Regions from separate parts of the Homo sapiens genome. Here region 1 is linked to region 2. Evidence: chromatin contacts called from ENCODE Hi-C or POLR2A ChIA-PET data. All regions are on one chromosome and are shown on one strand. Each heading gives the region's core, a stretch centred on a gene start or an enhancer-like site at or near the end of the contact. The rest is flanking DNA. Distances are from core to core; before and after follow the strand shown. Region 1 overlaps TGFBR3 (transforming growth factor beta receptor 3). Region 2 holds the start of RPL5 (ribosomal protein L5).

What was found. A loop is a pair of places that touch in the nucleus more often than their neighbours do. ChIA-PET counts read pairs that join two places held with the same protein, here RNA polymerase II (POLR2A). Pooled maps may share reads with other maps.
Region 1: a loop to region 2 is called in a pooled map, with 2.1 times the contacts of the local background. The contact joins the enhancer-like site here to the promoter of RPL5 in region 2. A Hi-C loop is called at or near these places in 2 of 50 pooled maps. POLR2A ChIA-PET finds 5 or more read pairs at or near these places in 2 of 52 experiments (A673 and naive thymus-derived CD8-positive, alpha-beta T cell).

Annotation. Positions count from the first base shown.
Region 1 is chr1:91,750,062-91,752,761 of GRCh38, forward strand. The region is part of intron 4 of TGFBR3 (transforming growth factor beta receptor 3); the gene reads right to left. Among named protein-coding and RNA genes, the nearest start is that of TGFBR3, 130 kb to the right of the region's middle. Within about 2 kb of position 1,401, at least 14 of the 41 ENCODE cell types and tissues checked have a DNase peak (open chromatin) inside an H3K27ac peak, as active enhancers do.
Region 2 is chr1:92,830,590-92,833,289 of GRCh38, forward strand. It overlaps RPL5 (ribosomal protein L5), which reads left to right and starts at 1,451. Exons shown (of 8, transcript NM_000969.5): 1 at 1,451-1,528. The coding sequence starts at 1,526. It also overlaps a transcript of DIPK1A not described here. RefSeq lists enhancers at 1,200-1,249, 1,253-1,891, 1,420-1,739, 1,892-2,529.

The DNA of each region.
Region 1 (2,700 bases), core at 151-2,650, 1.1 Mb before region 2:
TGACCTCAATTTGTTGAATGAAAGCAAAGCCTTCACAGGGCTGCAACCCATGCCTGCACACAGACATGACGCAAGTCCAGCCAGAGCCAGGAAAAGTCTACACTTGCGTGAACCCTCCTGGACAGTAGGTCTTCCTCAGGAAAAATACACCCAGGCAAATCTCCCAGGGGCCACGGGCCATTCACTCACTCACAACATTCACCAGCCTTAACCTAGCAAGTTAGAATAAATCCCAGGGAGTCTTTCAAAAACCCCTTCTGGACCAGGTTTACCAGTTGAAACTGGGCTCTTTCCAATGTTCTAATTGCCATAGTGACATTTAGGAAGAGCTCAATGGCCACAATAGGGCCAAAAACTCCTATTCCTAGGAAACAGGAATGACTTGTTTGAACTAGGGTAGTTGACTGACCCTAGTTCATGAGAGGATCAAGACCCATATAATTAAGGCCCTTAAGGACAAGCCACAAAACCAACAGATGAGCAGACTCCGGAATAAAAATGCATGGTACACAACCACTTGGAATATCCCACAGGACACAATGAGTCATTCCACAAGAGACATTTAAAAAAAGAAGAAGAACCACCAGCAATCTTGAAACATTTAGTTATTTAATCTCCCTTCAAGAGAGAATTTATCTGGGGAAAGACCTCACTGCAAAACACAAACTGGTATATCCGGGTCCCTGGAATACAGGGGTAATGCTTCTGGCCGAGCCAAGAGCTGTGTTTGTGTCTGCAACCTTGACCCATTTGCCACATGCTGTTCTCCAGAGCCAACCTCATGCAGGAAGCTGCCTTGATTGCATTTGGAAGAAGAGAATTCTCATTTTCTCCAATTTCTACTATTCTCATCTTCTCCAATTTTCACTATTATTTAGCGTAATAGTACTTAGCACACTAAACTGCAATTCCCAATTTTTCAATCAGCTCTCCCACACAATGGGAAGCTCCCTGACGACAGGCAATTCACCCCAGTTTTCCCTAGATCCTCCACAGCTAGCACAGTTCACAGTCAGGCACTAAAAACTGTGTGTTGGATGAATGAACAAGCACATACATAAACCATCATACCCGGTATGCTAATTCTGTGTTTTTTTCTAAACATGGGGGTGGGGGAACTGCCAAAGAAGGGAAAGAAGGAAATTAGCAAAGAAAAAAATTATTTCCAGATTTTTAAATGTAACACAATAGAATACAGAATTTTTTTTAAAAAAAGTTCCCTTCTCCACAAGCAAACTTGAATGTCTGAGTTATTCTTAGGGCGTTTTTGGACAGACACTACAACCCTCAGTTACACATCACTTGGCTTCATGAAAAGGTAACAGCTGGACATGCACGGTGGTATGGGCTGTGCGTGTCCCTTCCTAGTGCTGCACTGAGCACACATCTGGGGCTATTTAGCAACTGATTGGAAATTTAGCCTTCTGATTTCCAGTTAAATACTAGGCACAGGAAAACAAATAGCACTTGTTTTTCACTGAGTCTTGTCAGTCATCCAAACTCCAGTGCAGACCAGAGAACTGCCTGTGGTTTGGTGGCAGAGGCCCAAAATATTTGGACCTTTTTTTTTTTAATGCCTCTAGTTTAAGTAAAAGGAATAAACTAGATGTTGGCAGCTCCAGCTTCTTCACCCATCCCTCCCCGCTTCTTGAAAATACAAAACTGGTTTTAAATTTATTAATTTACATTTTTCATTAGGATTAAGTTTTGATTTGTTTTTAATCCAAAGCTAATAGCATAGAGTTTAGTTTCTGTCATTTATTGCAACTGCCCTGCCTTGATATTTACTTGGATTTGCTGAAGAGGCAATGCTCAATTTGCCAGTTTCTGTTCCAAATTAAATTGGGATATAACATCTAGCAGTCGTACTATCAAAGAATCACAGAGTTTAAAAGCTGGGAGGAACTTTAGAGATGAGCTAGTACGATCCCCTCATTTTAGAAATGAGGAAACGAGGTCTGAGTAGTTAAGTGATTTTTTTTCCCGATGATGTATATAACTAGTTAGTGGCAGAGCCAAGACTAGTACTCAGGCCTCCTAACACCCAGGCCAGGGTGTTAACTGGAAACAAAAACCTGAATTACCTCCGAGTAGAGCTGCCCAATAAAGTACAGGACACCCAGTTAAAGTTGAATTTCAGGTAAACAATGAATACTTTTTCAGTATATGTTATGTCCCATATACTACATGGGCACACTAACAAAATGATTTGTTATTTATCTGAAATTCAACTTTAATTGGGCATCCTCTATTTTTATATGCCAGCTCCAGCAATTGTACCTCAAAGACCAAAATCCCCTTCTATGCCCCATCCCCCACTCAAACATACACACATTCACATACATTTGCTCTCTGATTTTAATGATAAATGGCTAGAAAAAAATAGATCACAGCACAGTAATATCGAGAGTGAATGAGGTTGGAAGAAGCTGCTTATTTCTTGAAACTTCTAATCTTAGATACCCTTTTTTCCTTATGAGCATGCAAAGTGACTAAGCCTGACATAAGTAAGCTGGCCAAGGCCTCTGGACTAGGTATTTTAGGTTATTAAAAGCCAGGCACTAGGGTCTCATCTTGAAAACGTCTGCTTGTCCTAGGGCTCCAAGTCTACAGACCTTGCAGGAGAGAATGCTCAAGTTTGGAATACAAATAAAGCAAGATTAAAAAAAAAAAATTAGAGGCCGGGCATAGTGGCTCACA
Region 2 (2,700 bases), core at 201-2,700:
CCCAAAATGCTGGGATTACAGGCCTGAGCCAGCACATCCAGCCTGCTTCATGACTTCTTTCTTTTTTTTTTTTTTTGAGACGGAGTCTCACTGTCGCCAGGCTGGAGTGCAGTGGTGTGATCTCGGCTCACTGCAACCTCTGCCTCCTGGGTTCAAGCGATTCTCCTGTCTCAGTCTCCCGAGTAGCTGGGACTACAGGTGCGTGCCACCATGCCCGGCTGGTTTTTGTATTTTTAGCAGAGATGGGGTTTCACCATGTTGTCCAGGATGGTCTCGATCTCTTGACCTCGCGATCCGCCTGCCTCGGCCTCCCAAAGCGCTGGGATTACAGGCGTGACCCACCGCACCTGGCCTGAGCTACCGTGCCCGGCCCACAACTTCTAAATATTCAGATGAATAGTATGTGGGTCTTCCTATGAACCCTTGCCCTAAAACATGCAGAAGTTAGGAGTCGGCCTGTTTCCAGGCAGACTTTCCTTCCTGATGCTTTTGCCTCCAGTGTAAGCAGGGCCTGACCAAGACATGGAGCACCTTTGGTAGGCTAATAACTTGATAATCCACCAAAATGAAGGTTTTTAAATATTTTCTATAAATACGAATTGAATACCTCTTTCTTTACCCTTTCAAAGGTGGCTCCACAAAAGTAGAATCACACTTCCTGTGAAAAGTGTTTTAAGTTTTCTCCTCTAGAGCTCTGTTGACATCGGCCATAGCGAACTCTGTTTATTTTTCCTATTATATAAGGAATTACAAGTTGGAATCAGAAGTAATTGGCATCCTAATCCTGATTTATTCTAGTGGCAGTGTTTTGGAGTCACTTAACCCTGTCATCCTGGTTGGCCGTCCCTTCTCCCAGCTCTAACGGTGAGCAGCTGATACCCTGCTAGGTGCTGGAGAGTCAGAGGTGGACATCAGGGCCCACCTCGAAAAGTTGACAGTCTGTGGTGGGCTGAAGCCAGTAGAAAGCTGCTGTAGGAAGGCAGAGGAGTGGCCCCTATCCCAGGCTTGGGGCTCTCAGGGAAGGCTTCCTGGGGGTGAGATGGGAGGGTGGGTCCATATGCTCTTGGACCAGAATGAGTAGCCCAGAGAAGGCAAGAGGGCTCCCAAGCAAACTTGTCCTATTTAATTTTTTTTTTTTTTCCTGCTTAGAAAAGCAAAATGCGTTATGAACAAAACAAAACAAAACAAAACAAAACAAAACAAAACAAAACAAAACAAAACGCTGTAGCAAAGAAAGCGAAAGGCTCCAGTAATCCTCCCTGCTCCTCCTCACCGCACGGATCCTGTGAGATACCCCGAGCATTGGAACCTGGAGAGCTTGGGCAGGCATTCACCCTCCTTCCAGCAGGGGGCGGAACGTAAAACGCCTTGTGGCCGACGCCCTCTCTCTTTCACACGTCACTGGCGTGACCGTCCGCGCTACATACTGCGCCTGCGCAAGGGCTGTGGCCCTTTTCCCACCCCCTAGCGCCGCTGGGCCTGCAGGTCTCTGTCGAGCAGCGGACGCCGGTCTCTGTTCCGCAGGATGGTGAGTGGATGCCTCGGTCTCGGGGCTTTAGATGCATGGAGGTTCCCTTTTCTTGCCCGTATGCCAGCCTAGGGCCCGTCTCGCGCGTCGCAGGGGCCGGATGGCGTTAGATTGCTAGCTCTGACTTGGTCGAGGTGCAGTTCCCAGCGTGGCCTTAAATGGCTGCCGCCCGGTGCGCGAACTTGGGGGGAGGGGTTGGCGAAGAAGGGTTGCGTGAGCTTGGACGGCGGATTGGGGAGAAGGGTGAGTTTAGTAGACAGCCTGAGTGCGGATACTGCCGTCTAGTGTGAGGGGGCGCTGGCAAGCGGCCGGGCGTGAGAGGTCGCAAGCAGTCGACCTCAGCCTAGCTGGGGAACGCCAGAATGGAGGGGGGCTGCAGGTCCTCGGGTCCCACTCGACCTCCGAGTACCGAGTACTTCGTGGGTTTTCCAGGAGAATGTCGGAGCCGGCAAGTCTTAGATTTAGGAAGCTTGTGCCCGTGGGCTGAGCAAGTGGCTTTTAAGCCAAAATTGTCAGTGGAGCTTGGAGGCCGAGGGGTCCCTGGGCCCCGGAAGCTCCTTTAACATGGAATACGTGCCTCCTGCCTCTTCCTCTAGAGTCCGTCGCCGGATGAGTTTTTAATTATTGGGGTAGGGCCCCAAGGGTGGGATGAAATGTTGCTTTAGCTGATGGGGAACAGTGCTGTTTTAGTGGGGGAATTACTGCTGAATGTGCTCTTGCCCAGTTAAGCTTTGTGGCAGGTAATTTAGGCTTTTGAAAAACATAACATGGGAAGCGAGAGAGGTACGTAGTTGTTATTTGAGGCTAGGTTTTCGAAGTGGGACATAGCGTGTTCCGAACAAACCGACGTTTGGCATCACTGATTGCTGTCTGGAGCAGTGCTTCGCAAAAGTTTGGCACAATTACCGGTGCTGGTCCTTGAAGAAACAAATATGGAAATTGAAAGCGTTTAAAACCTTTTGAAAGCAATATAACAATAATTTTATACCTGTTAAATGTAATAAATTGGGGCCTGCATTTTGTATGTTTCTTTTATTCCATATTTCTCTAAGGATTCATTTTTATTGTTTTATGAAACTACTAGTCTGTGACATGGAAGGTAGAGGAAAAAGATTCTTGACCCTAGTTGCTTGTGAAACCTGGGATTCTACAAGTGACAGTTGTCTGTTTAC